Linked DNA regions of Homo sapiens: region 2 is linked to region 1. The links are chromatin contacts, found by Hi-C in ENCODE. All regions are on one chromosome and are shown on one strand. Each heading gives the region's core, a stretch centred on a gene start or an enhancer-like site at or near the end of the contact. The rest is flanking DNA. Distances are from core to core; before and after follow the strand shown. Region 1 holds the start of CYP1B1 (cytochrome P450 family 1 subfamily B member 1). Region 2 overlaps LINC02613 (long intergenic non-protein coding RNA 2613).

The links. Hi-C counts contacts between places; a loop is a spot of excess contacts on that map. Pooled maps may share reads with other maps.
Region 2: a map with no recorded cell type shows a loop between it and region 1 (7-fold over the local background). The contact joins the enhancer-like site here to the promoter of CYP1B1 in region 1. A Hi-C loop is called at or near these places in 1 of 168 maps with a recorded cell type or tissue (mammary epithelial cell), 10 of 37 single-sample maps with no recorded cell type and 9 of 50 pooled maps.

What each region holds. Positions count from the first base shown.
Region 1 is chr2:38,074,901-38,078,864 of GRCh38, reverse strand. CYP1B1 (cytochrome P450 family 1 subfamily B member 1) reads left to right here and starts at 2,714. Exons shown (of 3, transcript NM_000104.4): 1 at 2,714-3,085; 2 at 3,476-3,964. The coding sequence starts at 3,477. RefSeq lists silencers at 1,599-1,718, 2,629-2,718, cis regulatory regions at 1,762-1,791, 2,712-2,719, an enhancer at 1,693-1,891 and a promoter at 1,358-2,733.
Region 2 is chr2:38,495,295-38,499,258 of GRCh38, reverse strand. LINC02613 (long intergenic non-protein coding RNA 2613) reads left to right here. Exons shown (of 5, transcript NR_110259.1): 2 at 2,781-2,984. Among named protein-coding and RNA genes, the nearest start is that of LINC02613, 18 kb to the left of the region's middle. Within about 2 kb of position 2,003, at least 5 of the 41 ENCODE cell types and tissues checked have a DNase peak (open chromatin) inside an H3K27ac peak, as active enhancers do.

The DNA.
Region 1 (3,964 bases), core at 1,465-3,964:
ATTTCAAAGGCTGTGTAGGCCAACTCACCTCTGGGAAACCAACGCTTATTATTAAACCAATGCAACTGCTCAAAAACTAAAACTCCATCACTATCTAAGTTCCCCATCATGGTGTGTGAAATCATTTCCAGAAAACTCTTCAAAAGATACCGAATAAAAGGCATCACAGGCCGGGCACGGTGGCTCATGCCTGTAATCCCAGCACTTTGGGAGGCCCAGGCTGGTGGATCACCTGAGGTCAGGAGTTTGAGACCAGCCTGGCCAGCATGGTGAAACCCCATCTCTACTAGAAAAATACAAAAATTAGCCGGGTGTGGTGGTGCGCACCTGTAATCCCAGCTACTTGGGAGGCTGAGCCAGGAGAACCTGGCAGGCGGAGGTTGCAGTGAGCCGAGATCACGCCATTGCACTGCAGCCCAGGTGACAGAGTGAGACTCCATCTCAAAAAAAATAAATAAATAAAAATAAAAATAAAAAAAGCCATCACGAAAAGACATTTCTTTATCAGGTCAGCAAATTGATTGCTGGTTTCAATCTCTCAAGAAGTCAGATTCTTTTCAGACACTCCTTTGTGTTTCTTTACAATGTAATCAGTCATTCCAGGGTCAGCTATGAGGCACACTCCCCTGGCCTCCCTCATAAGCAATTTAATTGCAAAGGGTTAGCATACTATTTCTTCTCTGCTATTCTCAGAATTCTCAATTATGAAAACAAAAACAATAATTAAAAAGTTCTTCCAGCTGATTTTTTTTTTTTTTTTTTTTTTGAGACAGAGTCTCACTTAAACTCTGCTGCCCAGGCTGTAGTGCAGTGGTGCAATCTCTGCTCACTGCAACCTCTGCCTCCCACGTTCAACCAATTCTGCTGCCTTCCCCCCTGATCCCCGAGTAGCTGGGATTACAGGTGTGCACCACCACGTCCGGCTAACTTTTGTATTTTTAGTAGATGGGGTTTCGCCATGTTGGCCAGGCTGGTCTCGAACTCCTGACCTCAAGTGATCCGCCCGCTTAAGCCTCCCAAAGTGCTGGGATTACAGGCGTGAGCCACTGCGCCTAGCCCCACGTGCATTTTTTTTTTTAAGGGAGGCAGGAAAGAAGGCATTTGGGCCTCTTATCTGCAATTTTCTTCCGTGTAAACTTATGTGAAGGATCTGGAGTGGGACTTGGTGGCTTCAAGCCCTGGCTCCACTTCTTGATGGCTGCGCGACCTGGGTTAAGTCACGCAACCTCTCTGAACCCTAGTTTATTCATCTGTAAACAGGTCAATAATAGCACGAGATTCGCAGCGCGAGTGGAGCTCAAAGTGCAGGGTTGTCCCTGGTGAACCTATCACTTTTATATTTATCCTTTGATGAAGCCAGTACAATTCCTACCTGGTTAACCAGATACATCCCACCTCTTCCCTCGAGTTCGCCCTTCCCCCCGCCTCGTGAAGTCCTTGTTCTCTTAGCTGTCTTGAAAATCCTATGCATCAGCATGTAGGAAAGGGCGCGCCAGGCGGGGGAAGCCACCCCCGCCCAAGCGCCTCCGGCTTCCCTTATAAAGGGAGGGCCCCCTTCGCGACCGCAAGCGCGCCCAGGAAGACCACAGAGCCGCCGGTGCGCAGCGAGGTGGCGATACGCGCCCGGGCTCGGCCTGCGGGTGGTGGCCCAAGCGTCCGCCTCGCTGGCCTGGCAGGCGCGACTGTGCGTGCGCAGCCGAGGGTGGTGGCGGCCGGCACCCCACGCCAAGGGTGGTGGTGGCCGGCACCCCACCCTCGGCCGCCGCCTCCGCGTGTCAGGTGCCGTGAGAAGCGCGGGAGGAGCGGCCGCAGGCAGCGCCCAGGGATATGACTGGAGCCGACTTTCCAGAAGCGGCGCACGCAAAGCCCAGCTCCGCACGCAAAGGGGAGGCGACAGCAGAAACTTCAACCCGATAAAGTTCGCCGGAGCGCGGAGATTCGCCTCCTCCTGCCACTCTCCGCCCCGCTCGGGTCCCGCCCCGCTAGCTCCCCCAGGCCCCCCCAGTCGCCCCAGCTTGGCTCCCCGCCCTGCGCCAACGGCTTCCATCGCAGCCTGGGCGGCCCCGCGCCCACCAGCGGGCGGCGCCACCTGGAGTGGCCTCTACGCGGGAAATCTCAGGGCCAGCTGCGCCCCAGGAGCCTTTGTGTGCCCAAGCACTGTCGGGGCCCCGGGGCGGGGGAGCGGCTACTTTTAGGGATTCCTGATCTCGCCGCAAGAACTGGAAAAAATTTAGCATGCCAAAGAGCCTCCACTGAGGTGGCAATTTGTTTGCGAGAACCTAAGATAAAATTTAAACAACCAACCAGGGGCGCTGTGAGGCAAACCGCTGCCACTACACTGGCTTTCCGGGAAGCAAGCTCAAGTCGCGGAGAGGGAAGGGAGGTCGTGCGCTCGGGGCGGGGCGCGCTCCCAAGTCGAGCGCAGCGGCCGGGGCAGGTTGTACCGAGCGTGGTTCTGGGGACACCGTGCGGCCTCGATTGGAGGTGGCTGTGATGAAGCGCGGTTACCGCACAATGGAAACGTGGGCACCTCCGCTCCCATGAAAGCCTGCTGGTAGAGCTCCGAGGCCGGCCGGTGCGCCTGGACGGGAGTCCGGGTCAAAGCGGCCTGGTGTGCGGCGCGCCCCGCCCCCCGCAGGCCCCGCCCTGCCAGGTCGCGCTGCCCTCCTTCTACCCAGTCCTTAAAACCCGGAGGAGCGGGATGGCGCGCTTTGACTCTGGAGTGGGAGTGGGAGCGAGCGCTTCTGCGACTCCAGTTGTGAGAGCCGCAAGGGCATGGGAATTGACGCCACTCACCGACCCCCAGTCTCAATCTCAACGCTGTGAGGAAACCTCGACTTTGCCAGGTCCCCAAGGGCAGCGGGGCTCGGCGAGCGAGGCACCCTTCTCCGTCCCCATCCCAATCCAAGCGCTCCTGGCACTGACGACGCCAAGAGACTCGAGTGGGAGTTAAAGCTTCCAGTGAGGGCAGCAGGTGTCCAGGCCGGGCCTGCGGGTTCCTGTTGACGTCTTGCCCTAGGCAAAGGTCCCAGTTCCTTCTCGGAGCCGGCTGTCCCGCGCCACTGGAAACCGCACCTCCCCGCAGGTCAGTCTGTCTGCCGAGGCGCTGCCCGGCGACCTCTTCAGATGGATTATTACAGGTAGCGGGTGGCGTGGTAGGTACTTTAAAGGAAATCAAGCGCCACCGCCTCGATGCCCGCAGCGTTGTCCCCAGATTGCAGGAACCGTTACGCGCCTTGCGGGGAGGGGAAGGGTTTGGCGCTGGGTTACAGCGAGGTGGAAACACGCCCCTTCTCTTCTCCAAGGGAGAGTGGGTTGGGGATGGGAAGGGGCGTCTTCGGCCATTTCTCCAGAGAGTCAGCTCCGACCTCTCCACCCAACGGCACTCAGTCCCCAGAGGCTGGGGTAGGGGCGTGGGGCGCCCGCTCCTGTCTCTGCACCCCTGAGTGTCACGCCTTCTCCTCTCTGTCCCCAGCATGGGCACCAGCCTCAGCCCGAACGACCCTTGGCCGCTAAACCCGCTGTCCATCCAGCAGACCACGCTCCTGCTACTCCTGTCGGTGCTGGCCACTGTGCATGTGGGCCAGCGGCTGCTGAGGCAACGGAGGCGGCAGCTCCGGTCCGCGCCCCCGGGCCCGTTTGCGTGGCCACTGATCGGAAACGCGGCGGCGGTGGGCCAGGCGGCTCACCTCTCGTTCGCTCGCCTGGCGCGGCGCTACGGCGACGTTTTCCAGATCCGCCTGGGCAGCTGCCCCATAGTGGTGCTGAATGGCGAGCGCGCCATCCACCAGGCCCTGGTGCAGCAGGGCTCGGCCTTCGCCGACCGGCCGGCCTTCGCCTCCTTCCGTGTGGTGTCCGGCGGCCGCAGCATGGCTTTCGGCCACTACTCGGAGCACTGGAAGGTGCAGCGGCGCGCAGCCCACAGCATGATGCGCAACTTCTTCACGCGCCAGCCGCGCAGCCG
Region 2 (3,964 bases), core at 754-3,253, 420 kb before region 1:
CCCTCTCCCAACGGCTTTTCCAAAGGGTACCCTGGGATTCACACCCTTTCCGCTTTGTGGCTCCTACAGTGCCCCTTCCCCACAGTGCCTACTGCATCCAAACTCTTGGTACACAGCTAAGGAAAGGTGAATCTAGGATGCAGTCCACCAAAGACTATGGGATTTAGAGTTTAGAAAGTTCAGCTTGTATAGGCTGGGGCGGGGGTGGCTCACGCCTGTAATCCCAGCACTTTGGGAGGCTGAGGCGGGTGGATCACCTGAGGCCAGGAGTTCGAGACCAGCCTGACCAATATGGTGAAACCCTGTCTCTACTAAAAATACAAAAAAAAAAAAAAAAAAAAAAAATTAGCCAGGCATGGTGGTGTGTGCCTGTAGTCCCAGCTACTTAGGAGGCTGAGACAGGAGAACTGATTGAACCCGGGAGATGGAGGTTGCAGTGAGCCAAAGTCACGCCACTGCACTCCAGCCCGGGCAACAGAATGAAACTCGATCTCAAAAAAAAAAAAAAGAAAAAGAAAGTTCAGCTTGTATCAACCAAAAATATCACCAAGTTATTTCCAAGCCTTTCTAGTTTTCTGTTCCCTTCCATGACCCCAACCCTGTCTTTAAGTCTAGTGACTTTAAAAGCCAATATTTCTCCTTGAGTGATTTCCTCCACTCTTCCCCAAGAACACACATTTCTCTGCGGAAACTGAATTATTGCTTTTGTCCTTAGTTTCCTGGAAGAATCAAGATAATTTTCTGCATGGCCTTCATGTCAACTCTTTTGATTTCACTCCAGTATTTCTCTCTCATAGGCTCTCAATTCTTTCATGGAAACTTCCTGAGTTAAAGTCCGCTACGTCTTCCCCACTCTGAGATTACAGCATCAATTTCATCTCCTCTTGAGAATTCTCATTCCTCGCCCAACCAGCTGCCTTGGCCTACTTTAGACCACTTTGCTGTGAGAGGAAGTCACTCTCTCCCCTGGGGTTAAGCTCTCACTTTCTAGCCATAACCTCACATCTGTCACTCAAGTGCAACCCCTGCCCCACCCCCACTTTCCTCTGGTGGATGAGCATTGTGGTGGAGAGAGGGTGGAGGGATGGGAATAAGTGGGGGTGGAAGATGGGAGAGGTGGAGATTATTTGTTACTGAAACATTCATTTTAGGAAAAATCAGATCCTTGATTTCCTTCCTTTATGCTTAAAAAAAATGCAATTTGGTGTTGTCTTTAATTTGGGGTGAGGTTCCTTAATGGGTCCTGTCTTCATGGTCTCTGAAGGTCTTAATCAGACTGACTGCTGCAGCCCAGCGATCAAATCTTATGACTCCAGGATATTTCAGCGGGAGAACCTTGCACATTGCTTAATGAATGGGCTGTTTTAGTTTTACACTGTTCAAATATTTGCTGAAGGAAAGAGTGAATTATGCTCCATAGGCCTTAGCTTAGCTGGATGGTGGGATTCACAATTACAGTGTCACACCTCACGTAGACTCTACCTCAGAAAACATCTTACATTTAAAAATATTTTTGAGGTTAAAAAAGGCAAAATCTGCAAAACTTTTTTTTTTTTTTTTTTTTTTACCTCCACAAAGAAAACCTCAATGCCTCCTCCCCTCAGCCAAGTATAAAGAGTGTAATTTTCTCCTTGAGGAAAGTGACATAAGTCATCTGACAGGGCCTGCATGATCCGGGTCACTCACTGCAAGTGCTCCGGCAGCATCTTCCTAACACAGAAGCTTCCTGAGATTGCACATTGGCATCCGTTCGTGGTAAGGCTGGAGGATGGAGCTGTGCTATTTCTTACCTTAGGACTTATGAAGCAAGCATCTGTGGAAGCCGGGGTGACAGAGTCCAAGGTTTAGCTTGGGATCTGCTTCAAGGACAAAGACTTTTGTGTCATCTGAGCAAATATTAGGAACTGGTCACTGCTGTGTGCCACTCACAGCTCACATCTGGGTGTTAGGAAATCCAAACCTGCAGCCAAGGCTGTCATTCTGGCTGGGTATGAATGTATCAGCTACAAGAGGCTGCAGCCAAGTGCAGAAATCCAGCCAGCAGCTAACCCAACACAGAAGAGTCACTCTAAGTGCAATGGCCACCCTCTTCCTCTCCTGTTCTCCTGCTCCAGAGGGGAACTTTCTAGGGGTCATCCAGATGATCGTCTCTGGACAGCCTGAATTAGAACCACTGCAGAAACCAAGTGTGCACAGCTGAAACCACCCTCTGCCCCGGCCCTTTACCAAGCAGACTGGTCAGCCCAGCGAGGCCCCCAGCATATGGGGCTCAGTTCTTCAGGCTGCCTCCTTGGAAATGGCAGAGCAAAATCACTGCAGGCTGGGTGCATGCCCTCCCCACCCTGGGGCATGCCAATGGGGTCAGTGACAACTGTTTCCAATTAAGGGCTTTGCTGAGAAGAACAGACTGTGTTCTGGAAATAAAACCCCCTTTAAAAATGTCCACTTCATCCTGGACTCAAGATAGGAAATTTCAATGTTCCTAACCAGAAAACGTAAAGGCAAAGGAAAAGCTGGAGAGTCCCTTTTCTAAACCTTCTTTAGAGATATTTAAAGCAAAAATAATTCTCCATGCCTTCCCGAGGGAGCTCTTTAGGCCCAGGGTTGTTTACTCGACTTCTCTTGCTGATTTGGTGGCATGCGTGGGCTCATGCGCCCCTCTGCAGTAGGGTGTACATCCAGGAAATCGTGGAGTAGGGGTTTTGTCCAGGACACCACAAATGAGGCAATCCAAGTGACCATTTGTGGGACAGGTCATTACGAATGCCTTTCTTTTCTAGGGCAGGAAACTGAAGCTCTTGGGAAGGTGGAAGTTGCACGTGGTCTCACAGTCAACTGTGCCAGAATAGGAGGCCAGGAACCATCTCTGCTGGAGGAAGACCCACCACGCATCCCTTCAAGAATGCCAAGGTCCAGAGCAAGTGCTTCCCTTCTATGGGCACAGGAGGGCTGTGGGAGCCCACAGAATGTGCTTCTGGCCAGAGGTATGTGGCATTCTTTATAATAATGGACATTTGGGAGCATTTACTATGTGCTAGGCACTTCTCTTGACATACATTAACTTAATTAAGAAACCCTATAAAGTAAGTGCTATATTATTGCTATTTTACAGATGAGAAAACTGAGGCCCAGAAAGGCTAAGTAATTTGTCCAAGGTCACTCTTGTAGGAATTGGCAGAGCCATGATCTGAACTCAATCAAGTCTGATTCCAGAGCCAGTGCTGTTAGTTCCATGCTCTCCTGTCTCATGCCCCTCACTCTCTGGGTTTTAAGGACAGTTATTTACTTAGTCCATTGTATGACTGAGTATGTTCATGTACGTGATTCCATTTGATTTCTTTCTACAGCAGCCCTAGGACGTAGGTAGATTGAACAACATTGTCCCTATCAGGCGGTGAGGAAACTAAGACAGAGGTCAAGCATCTTTTTCAAGGTCACCTTATTAGTAATAAACTACTCAGGCTCCTGATTTTGAAGAAATCTTTGCTCCATTGACCCACGTGGAGTTAATCCTATGTGTAGGGTTAGAAACAAGGAGTAATGCTCAACACCCGATTTGCAATCTCAGTTGATTTAAGACCCAGGACTTACCTCCTACACATCATGACCTCCTTGCAAAATAGAATGGAATCATCGCCTCCAGGTGATACTAGGTTGCCAGGACAAGATGGGCCTGACCTTCCTCTGGTGATGGGTGTTGACCATAAGGCCACATGAGAAACTGAGTGCTAGGTCACAGTGCTCCCGGAACTGGCCTATGGGTGTGCCCTGAAGAAGTAGAGCAATGGCAGTCCTTGTTCAGATTACCCTGTCTTCCTGGGTTGCTCCAGCATGTTCTCTGTAAGAACTTCAGTCATCTTCCTGGCATGAGAGAATCTCAGGTCTGGTCACCATCAATAAGGAGGGTCCCCTTTGGATAGAGTGGCTATGGGCCACCTGACTAGTGACTAGCTTCCCTTGGTCC